2 separate regions of the Homo sapiens genome follow, and region 2 is linked to region 1. A link is an interaction called in ENCODE POLR2A ChIA-PET data of the cell type or tissue named here. Cell type or tissue: PC-3. All regions are shown on one strand. Links, peaks and the distances in the headings refer to the core of each region. The heading gives the core; the rest is flanking DNA. Region 1 has its middle 29 kb from the start of EIF4G3. Region 2 has its middle 31 kb from the start of ECE1-AS1.

Region 1 (5,373 bases), core at 1-5,000:
AGTCCGTGATGGAGTACTCATCTCTGAAGTCTCTGCGAATGCAGAGTGGTTTTGGTTTACTAATTTTGCGAGTAGAGGCAGTTCTAGTGGCTTCCATTTAGCCTTTCCTACCATAATATCCCTTACACCACAGGTCAGGGAACCAATGCAGGGATTCTGCCAGTTGCTGAGTATGTCTATTCCAATTATGCATTCCAGAGCTGGGGAAATAGCCACAGAATTGATCTGAGCATCCACTGGGCCCACCATAAGTAGGACCTGAGCTAAAACCCCATCAATCACCTGACCTCCATAAACCTTTACTGTGATGATGGACCACAGTGACATTTTGGGTCTCCAGAAAAAAGTGTCAATTCAGAGCCAGTGTCCAATAATCCCTGGAAAGTCTTACTACTTCCTTTTCCCCAATATGCAGTCACCCTGGTAAATAGCCACAGGTCCCTTGGGGAAGACTGGGAGAAAGACTAAAGGTATATGTTTTTGGCAATGTAGTAGATCTTTCTTAGAGCATCTGTCCTCCCTTTCATTCAAGGGATTCTGGTCTCTAAGTCAAGTGTAGAAACTGGTTGAGAGGCCATGTTTCTCTGTTTTGGTGATTCAAATTAGACTTCATTCATTCCATAACTCTTCTGCTTATTCAGCTCAAGTAAGAATTTAATAGGACATGTGCAGTGGCTCATGCCTGCCTGTAGCCCCCAACACTTTGGGAGGCCAAGGCGGGAGGATCAGTTGAGGCCAGGAGTTTGAGACCAGCCTGATAAATAAAGTAAGACCCTGGCTCTACAAAATATATATAAAAATTAGTGGCCGGGGGCTAGGCGCGATGGCGCATGCCTGTAATCCCAGCACTTTGGGAGGCCGAGGCGGGTGGATCACCTGAGGTCAGGAGTTCGAGACTAACCTGACCAACATGGAGAAACTCCATCTCTACTAAAATTACAAAATTAGCTGGGCATAGTGGCACATACCTGTAATCCCAGCTAGGCTGAGGCAGGAGAATCACTTAAATCCAGGAGGTGGAGGTTGCAATGAGCCGAGATTGTGCCATTGCACTTCAGCCTGGGCAACAAGAGCAAAACTCTGTCTCAAAAAAAAAAAAAAAAAAAAATTAGTGGCTGGGCGCAGTGGCTCACACCTGTAATCCCAGCACTTTGGGAGGCCGAGACGGGCAGATCACCAGAGGCCTGGAGTTCGAGACCAGCCTGACCAACATGGAGAAACCTCGTCTCTACTAAAAATACAAAATTAGCCAGGCGTGGTGGTGCATGCTTGTAATCCTAGCTACTTGGGAGGTTGAGACAGGAGAATTGCTTGAACCCGCGAGGCAGAGGTTGCAGTGAGCCGAGACGGTGCCATTGCACTCCAGCCTGGGCAACAAGAGTGAAACTCTCTAAATATATATATACATATATATATACACACACACACATATATATGTGTGTGTGCTTGTGTGTGTGTATGTATATATATGTGTATATATACATATACGTATATGTATATATACATACCGTGTTAGCCAGGATGGTCTCAATCTCCTGACCTCGTGATCCACCCGCCTCAGCCTCCCAAAGTCCTGGGATTATAGGCATGAGCCATGGTGCCCGGCTGAGACTCCATCTTAAAAAAAAAAACATAACTGGAGAGTTGATATGTCCCTGAGATAGGACAGTGAAGGTGTTGCTGAAAGCAAACTGCTTCTGGTGGTCTTTATGGACAGGGATGGAGCAAAAGGCATTTGCCAAGTCAGTAGCTGCATACCAGGTATCAGGGAACATGCCAATTTGCTCAAGCAATTAAACCATATCTGAAACAGCCGTGCAATTGAGTTACTGTCTGATTAAGTTTACGATAATCCACTGTCACAGATGAATCTCCAAGATTCATCTGTTTTCTGCACAGGCCAAATAGGTAAGTTGAATGGGGATGTGATGGGAATCACCAGGATCACTTGACCCCAGGAGGTCAAGGCAGCAGTGAGCCATGATTCTGCACTCCAGCCTGGGTGACAGAGCGAGACCCTATCTGGAAAAAAAAAAAAAAAAGACTTTAATAGATTACTCATATTCTTCTTTTCAAGGGATGCCGTGATCAACTAGCCAATGCATGCATAGGTCTCTGTGAGTCAGATCATTCTGGTTACTACTTTGGCTCTGTGTTCATTACAGTACCTGTGCACTGTGGTTTTGGCAAGTAAGTACTGCCACTTGACCCCTGCTATCCCAGGATCTCATTATCCACATTGTATTTAGGGATCCCAGTTCAATGGGAAATTATAGCAATTCCCACTGTAATTTCTTTCTTTCTTTTTTTTTTTTTTTTGAGATGGAGTCTCACTCTGTCGCCCAGACTAAAGTACAGTGGCAGGATCTCGGCTCACTGCAACCTCTGCCTCCCAGGTTCAAGCCATTCTTCTGCCTCAGCCTCCCAAGTAGCTGGGACTACAGGTGCATGCCACCACGCCCGGCTAATTTTTGTATTTTTTTTTTAGTAGAGATGGGATTTCACCATGCTGGCTAGGCTGGTCTCGAACTACTGGCCTCAGGTGATCTGCCCGCCTCGGCCTCCCAAAGTGCTAGGATTACAGGCGTGAGCCACCTCGCCCGGCCCCCACCGTAATTTCTAACTAAAAGAGAAAAAGACCACAGAGCTCTTCAAGGATGCTGAAGCTCCTCTCAGAAATGTATTCACCACAGTGGTGAAAGGTGTGTCCTCTGGATCCTCCCACAGTGGGTAAATAGGTCTTCCAAGAAGAATGCACTCTGCATTCCAACCCCCCTAAGCCTTTGGATCCTTCTCTTTGCAGGATAGCAGGGCAATTCTGGTATTTCAGCTTCATTTACTCATTTACCTTCGGGTCCACATTTCATACAACCAACCAACCAACCAACCAACCTGCAAGGGCCTTTTTTTTTTTTTTTTTTTTGAGATTATTTTCACTCTTGTCACCCAGGCTGGAGTGCAATGGCACAATCTTGGCTCATTGCAGCCTCCACCTCCCGGGTTCAAGCTATTCTCCTGCCTCAGCCTTCCGAGTAGCTGGGATTACAGACATGTGCCACAATGCCCAGCTAATTTTTGTATTATTAATAGAGATGGGTTTTCACCATGTTGGCCAGGCTGGTCTCGAACTCCTTACCTCAGATGATCCACCCACCTCGGCCTCCCAAAGTGCTGGGATTACAGGCATGAGCCATTGCGCCCAGCCTGTGAAGGCCCTTTAACCCCTTGAGCAAAAACACTGATTCCAGAATCTCTGCTTAGTGGACCCATAGTGCACTGGTTGGCAAACATTTTCTCTGTAGATGGCCAGATAGTAAATATCTTAGGCTTGGCAGACTATTCTGTCTCTGTCACAATTACCAGGTTCTGCTGTTGGAGGACAAAAGCAGCCATAGGCAATACACAAATGAGACAGCACGTTCCAATGACATTTTCCTTATGGACACTGAAATCTGAATTCCATATGATTTTCATGTGTCATAAAAGATGATTCTTCTTGGCCGGGCATGGTGGATCATGCGTGTAATCCCAGCACTTTGGGAGACCAAGGTGGGTGGGTCACCTGAGGTCAAGCGTTCGATACCAGCCTGGCCAACATGGTGAAACCCCGTCTCTACTAAAAAATACAAAAACTAGCTGGGGCGGTGGCAGATGCCTGTAATCCCAGCTACTTGGGAGGCTGAGGCAGGAGAATCACTTGAATCCAGGAGGCAGAGGTTGCAGTGAGCTGAGATTGTGCCACTGCACTCTAGCCTGGGTGACAGAGCAAAACTCCATCTCAAAAAAAAAAAAAAAAGAATATTCACAATTCATCTCTTTCATCTTTTGTGTATTATTGTCATATATTTATTATTTATTTATTTATTTAGAGATAGAGTCTCACTCTGTCACCCAGGTTGGAGGGCAGTGGCACGCTTTTGGCTCATTGCAACTTTTGCCTCCCAGGTTCAGGTATTCCTCCCACCTCAGCCTCCCGAGTAGCTGGGACTACAGGTGTGTGCCACCATGCCTGGCTAATTTTGTGTTTCTAGTAGAGAGGGGTTTTGCCATGTTGCCCAGGCTGGTCTCAAATTCCTGGGCTAAAGGGATCCTCCTGCCTCGGCCTCTCAAAGAGCTGTGATTTCAGACATGAGCCACCACACCAGGCCAAAAATTGTATACATTTATGGTGTACAACATGATGTGTTTTTTTGTTGTTGGTGGGGTTTTTTGTTGTTGTTGTTGTTGTTGTTTGAGACGAAGTCTCACTCTTGTCCCACAGGCTGGAGTGCAATGGCGCGATCTCGGCTCACTGCAACCTCCACCTCCCAGGTTCAAGCGATTCTCCTACCTCAGCATCCTAGTAGCTGGGATTACAGGTGCCTACCACCAGGCCCGGCTAATTTTTGTAATTTTAGTAGAGACAGGGTTTCACCATGTTGGCCAGGCTGGTCTCGAACTCCTGACCTCAGGTGATCCACACGCCTTGGCCTCCCAAAGTGCTGGGATTACAGGCATGAGCCACCGCGCCCAGCCCAACATGATGTTTTGATATGTGTATACATTGTGAAACTGCTACATCAGATTAATTAACATATGCATTACCTCTCACACCATTTTATTTGTGGTGAGAACTTTAAAAATCTACTCTCTTAGCAATTTTTAAGTATACAATATATTGTTGTTAACTATAGTCACCATGATGTACAAAAAAAAAAAACCTCTTGAAATTACTCCTACTAACTAAAATTTTCTGTTCTTTGACCAATATCTCCCCTATATCTCCACCCTGCTCGTATTTTTCCACATCTATAAATCAACAATACATTGTTATTATTATTATTATTTTGAGACCCGGTTTCGCACTGTCACCCAGGCTGGAGTGTAGTGCCACGATCATAGCTCACTGACACTTCAGCCTCCTGAGCAGCTAGGACCACAGGTAGGCACCACCGCACATCCAGCTAATTTTTAATTTTTTTTTTTGTAGAGACAGGGTCTCACTGTGTTGCCCAGGCTGGTCCTGAGCTTACGTGATTCTCTTTCCTTGGCCTCCCAAAGTGCTAGTATTACAGGCATGAACCACTGAGTCCAGCCCACATTGCTGTTATTTTTGCTTTAGATTGTCAATTATCTTTCAGGGTAATCAGAATTTTTTTTTTTTTTTTGAGATGGAGCATCTCTCTGTCGCCAGGCTGGAGTGCAGTGGTGCAATCTCAGCTCACTGCAACCTCCACCTCCCAGGTTCAAGTGATTCTCCTGCCTCAGCCTCCCAAGTAGCTGGGAATACAGGTGTGCATCACCACACCCAGCTAATTTTTGGCCAGGATGGTCTTGATCTCTTGACCTCTGATCTGCCCACCTCAGCCTCCCAAAGTGCTGGGATTACAAGCG
Region 2 (5,373 bases), core at 1-5,000, 120 kb before region 1:
ATGTCACCCCAGTTGGCACCTAAGACCTCTGAGATGCTGCTCAGTTAAATGGATTCTTAGCTCTGCAGGCCTCGCCCCACCTCCCTACGCTGCTCCAAACCATCCCCCTCCTGAAACCAGAAATATAACCCCCCTATTATGAACCTCATCTCCTCGAACCTGAGCCCCTATTTTCCTTAAGATTTGGATCTCTCTTTGGGGTTCAGGCCCCCCTTTTTTCTCACTAGGTTCTAGGACCTGCTTCCTGCTTAGGCACCTTCTTCTCCCTGGACCCCTTCTTCACCCTTAGACCCTGGACCTGGGTCTGATCCCTCTCTGGGGACTGGAGGCTCTGCTGTCTTAGAGACCAGCACCCCCGACACACACACCCCACGGTCTCCCAGGTTTCTCTAACCCCCAGGGGCTTCACCCTTCTCAGCTTGACACACAGTAGGCACTCAAGAGACAAGCTTGATCCTGCCACCCCTTCTCCCAGCCCTCCCCATTTGTGGCCCCTCCTGTACCTCCCCACCCTCCCCCGCATGGGTATTTTTGCTCAGGGAGCTCGTGCTGTGTGGCAGCTGAGTCTGGGAAGCAGCTATTGTTGGCTGAGAACGTGGGGCGGCAGAAGGATGGGGGCTGAGAGGAGGCAGGAAACATGCTCATAGGTCCAGGCCCAGCCCCCTGGTCCCCACACCCCACTGGGTCCAGGTGAGGCCATTTTAGGACAAGTCAAAGAAAGCCCCCTTCCCACAGCCGGGAGCTCCGTTGTGGAAATCACTGCGCTAGGGGAAGCTGGCAGCAAGTTTGGAAACAAGGTGGCTGGCGAAAGTGCCACCGGCAGCTTCGGAGAGCAGCCGGGGCACCCCTTGAGCCTCTGGGTGGCGTCGGGACAGTAGGCAGGACTCCCTGTGTGTTGATGCTCTGCTGCCGCCCCTTCTCGTTGCTTCTCGTACCTGTTTCATGTCTGCTCCGTGGAGCAGGAGGTGGGAACCACAATTTATTGAGCATTAACTTTGAGCTAAGCTGTGTGCTGAGCAATGAATGCATTGACTCAATTCATACCTCAGTCAGCTCCAAGGAAGTGGGTCCTATTGTGTCCCCATTTAATAGGTGAGGAGGCTGAGGCTTGGTGAGGTGAGGTGACTCGGCCAAGGCCACACAACTCCTGACTCTGTTTTTGCAGGCTTCTGTAGAGCATCTGACTTCAAGGCTGAGTGTGTTTTGCTTGTGGCTGAAAAAGACCAGGGACAGCGAGGAGGGAGGAGGCCAGCAAAAGAGGATGAGAAGCCTGCATGGGGAGCAGGGAGTGCCCTTTCTGGTGTGGGGACAGGCAGCTGGAAGCAAATTTCAATCTGGATGAGGAACTGGCACTGTTCTGTCCTCTGGCCCCTCTTGCCCCTTAATTGTGACGTTACTTCTCACCGCTGAAGGGGAACCGCTCGAGACGCTGGCTTGTCCTGGCACCTGCCTTGAGCAGAAGCTCAGAGAAAGATGCATGGAGGGAAAGAGTGGGGAGCAGAAACAAGCCATCAGGTACCAGGTTGGTGGTCCTGGAGCCAGTTTATGGTTCATCTAGTCACAAGGGCCCCGTCTCTGTGTTTAGTGTCAGCTAATGAAGAAATTGAATCCAGTACACAAAATTGGATTTTGCAGTTTTGCAACCAGTCTCAACCCCCCTCTATTGTGTAACGTGTTTCTTTAGAGAAGGAAACCCACAACAAAACATGTGTGCTTTCCTCCTGGCGACCTCTGATACCTCCATTGAAGACATGGCTTAACGAGAACTGTTTTTCTCCTTCTTTCGTGATTTGTGACTTTTCTTGCAGGCTCCAGGTGGCAGTGAGTCAGCCATAAAGCTCGTTCAGGAAAGTCCAGAGGAATTTTTCTTCTGCATCAGGTTCAACTTGAGCAGTGCTGGGTGACGCCCAGTGACACACTCGGTTGGGGAAGGAGAGGCTGGCACACTCCACTAGCTGCTTATCTCTGCCACCTCCGCCTCCATTTGTCCCTGGCTTCCTGGGGCCCAGAGCCATCTCTGCCAGAGCAGGGAGGCCGATTAAGTGACCCGCGGGCTCCTTCTGCCTGACTCAGCTCAGCTCCAGCCCTCTCTGGGGAGAATGAGTCATTTTTTCAACCCTGAAATGTTTCTCTTCATGTGGGAAAGGGGCGGGGGTGGGGAGAGCCCCTCCTGGTCCTCTCCAAACTTGTTCCTCAGCTCTGAGGGACACTTCAGCCACAGACAAAGGGATTCTAGGGCAGCTCTGGAGAGGGCAGTCAGACCTGAAGTCAGTAAACCACAGCTGTGGCAGCCGTTGGAGTCTCCCTGGACAGAAGCACACTGGGCTGAGTGGGTGGAGTGTCCCTGTCAGTCCCGCACTGATGGATGGTTTCTCCCTTGGGGATGGGCCTCTGCCCCCTGCTTCCTCTGCCCACCCAGTTAAGAAGCTATATGAGCCCGGGTGTGGTGGTGCACATCTGTAGTCCCAGCTACTTGGGAGGCTGAGGCAAGAGGATCGCTTGAGCCCAGGAGGTCAAGGCTGCATGAGCTATGGTCGAGGCTGCATGGGCTATGGTCAAGGCCGCACTCCAGCTTGGGCAACAGAGTGAGACCTTGTCTCTTTAAAAACAAAACAGGCCGGGTGAAGTGGCTCATGCCTGTAATCCCAGCACTTTGGGAGGCTGAGGCAGGTGGATCACTTGAGGTCAGGAGTTTGAGGTCAGCCAGACCAACATGGCAAAAACCCATCTCTACTAAAAATACAAAAAAATTAGCCGGGCATGGTGGTGCATACCTGTAATCCCAGCTACTCAAGGAGGCTGAGGCAGGAAAATAGCTTGAAACCCGGGTGGTGGAGGTTGCAGTGAGCCGAGATTGCACCATTGCACTCCAGCCTGGGCAATGGAGTGAAACTATGTCTCAAAAAAAAAAAAAAAAGAAAGAAAATTGCCCCCATCTCCCATTTTCTGTCTCCCTTCACTACCTCATTGCTCCCCTTAGCCCCTCCCACAGTCTAACATGCTGCATATTTGATTTGTCTTATTTATTCTGTCTCCTACTAGCATATAAGTTTCATGAAGGCAAGGCTTATTTTATTTTATTTTATTTTATTTTATTTTATTTTTAGTTTTTTGGGACGGGGTGCCACTCCGTTACCCAAGCTGGAGTGCAGTGGCACAATCACAGCTCTTTGCAGTCTCGAACTCCCAGGCTCAGGTGATCCTCCCATCTCAGCCTTCCAAAGTGCTGGGGTTACAGGCATGAACACTGCACTTGGCCCAAAGGCAAGGATTTTGTCTGTTTTGTTTCCTGCTATATCTGTCGAGAACAGTGCTAACACGTAGTAGGCACACGATTTTAAAGAGGGTAAGAGGAAAATGAATGAGTGAATGGATGTGAGCCCCTGGCAGAGTATCCGGCCTGCAGTCAGGGCTATTGTGTATTTTGATCCATAACCCTCCCCCCGCCGGTTCCAGCTGTGTTGTTCTGGGAGGCTAGGGCCTTTCTCCACCTACGCCCTCAAGGTCAGCTTATCCACTCTTGAGGTTTCATGCTTAATTTTTATATTTGAGCTTCTCATACCAGTGTGTGAGATTGCCCTGGGGATCAGAGTAGGGTACTTGCATCATAAAATAAAAAGGTACTATTTTGGAGCAGAATGCAGAATTGGCATGAATTTTTGAGATTCAAAAGGAAATGAGACTTAAGCTTTTTTCACAGCTTTTAGCTGTGTCCTCAGTCCTGCCAGGGCACAGGTTGACTCTCCTCTGCCATGTGGGTGCTTTGGGAAAGTGTAAGCAGCCTTGTTTTTGGAAATGACCCCAACCCCTGAGCCCTGGGACCTGCCCTCCCTCCAAAGCCCCAGTGAGGGGTTTTCACCAAACATGCACAAATTCCAGCAGAGGGCGGATCCATGTGCGTCCTCTTCCGGGGGCCATGCCCACTTCCCTTCCCGGCCTCCCCGTTTCTTTCTCTCAGCAGAGTGCTAGATCAGAACCTCTTGTCCTTCCTGACAAGAGGCCCTTGTCTGTCTGCCCCCTTTCCTGTGCCTCTCCTCTCCATCGCTGGGTTTTCTTGTCCTTTTCCCCAGCTAGGTGGTTAGATCAACTTCCAACCCCTCAGGGCCAAACAGTGCCACCACACTGGTGTCCCCATCCCCTATGCCAGCAGTGGCACTGCCATTTTGGTCACAGGCCTGGGGCCCTGGAGTGTGACACATGTGGGGGGCCTGGCACAGCCCCAACCTGTGCCTCAGCCTGCGCCTTGCACTGGCCAGGTGAGAAGGGCTGGTTGCTCTCCTGCCCCCAAAGAACCCACTGGTGTTTCCATGGCAACTGTGCAGCCAGGCTGCCTGGGCGTCTGCTGGGCTAAGGGCTACCAAGTCCTCCACAAGGTGCCCATGGTTGTGGGAATGGAAGCATTTGCTAGAGGTGGGTGGCACTGACCTGTCCCCAGCCGTTAGGGAGGGAGCTGCACTCCGGGCTCAGGTGGGGTGTGGGGTCTCCTGGTTTTATCCACACCCCCATCCCCACTCCATCTCACTGAGAAGCCGCCTTGCCACTTCTTTCTGAGCCCCTGTTTCTTCATCTGTAAAAGGGGCATATAATGCTGACTTCAGAAGTTGTTCCAGCTCCTGACATGAGCCAGGTGGGGCAGCAGTGAGGGAGCTTCAGGCAGAGGAGGAGGGAGACAAGACCAGACCAAAGGGTGGCCGGGGACGCAGCTCTGTTTCATTCGGACCTGGGAATCACACCAACTGGCCCCTTCCAAGCGGTCTTAGATCCTGAGGAAGCATTCTTCCCTCTCTCAGCCTCAGTTTCTCCTTCTCTAAAATGAAAATAGGGTGGGCACGGTGGCTCATGCCTGTAATCCCAGCACTTTGGGAGGCCAAGGTGGGTGGATCACTTGAGGTCAGGAGTTCGAGATCAGCCTGGCCAACATGGTAAAACCCTGTCTCTACTAAAAATACAAAAATTAGCCGGGTGTGGTGGCACGTGCCTCTAATTCCAGCTACTTCGGAGACTGAGGCAGGAGAATCGCTTGAACCCGGGAGGCAGAGGTTGCAGTGAGCCGAGATTGCGCCATTACACTCCAGCCTGGGCAACAGAGCGAGACTCCATCTCAATCAATCAATCAATCAATCAATCCTGTGTGACAGGACTGCAGAAAGAATGGAGAAAGATAATAAGTGCATGACAAGCCTGGTGCCTGGCCCAACACACCGTAGGTGCTCATTCCATATTGATTACTTGTGAAGGCACCCATGGGCCACTGCACTGGAAATTGTCTTTCCTGTGGTCAGGCCTAGGTCCCCAACAGACCCTCTTCCAGGACATGGCTGCTGGGGGCCCCAGGGCTGCTCCTCCCAGTGGAGAATTCCTCTTATGTTATTC

What was found. Peaks named below come from ENCODE experiments on the same cell type or tissue, not always from the same donor. Only the 100,000 strongest peaks of a DNase experiment are listed, where the experiment ranks them.
Region 2: POLR2A ChIA-PET joins it to region 1 with 13 read pairs; 4 of 35 experiments call an interaction of 5 or more read pairs at or near these places.

The regions. Positions count from the first base shown.
Region 1 is chr1:21,203,013-21,208,385 of GRCh38, reverse strand. No RefSeq gene overlaps it. Among named protein-coding and RNA genes, the nearest start is that of EIF4G3, 29 kb to the right of the region's middle. In PC-3, for the core only: no CTCF peak of the experiment used is centred there; a DNase peak (open chromatin) is centred at 2,125.
Region 2 is chr1:21,321,364-21,326,736 of GRCh38, reverse strand. It overlaps a transcript of ECE1 not described here. Among named protein-coding and RNA genes, the nearest start is that of ECE1-AS1, 31 kb to the right of the region's middle. RefSeq lists enhancers at 2,460-3,020, 3,934-4,753. In PC-3, for the core only: a CTCF peak has its summit at 4,631; a DNase peak (open chromatin) is centred at 2,016; H3K4me3 peaks cover 1,305 bases; H3K27ac peaks cover 4,032 bases.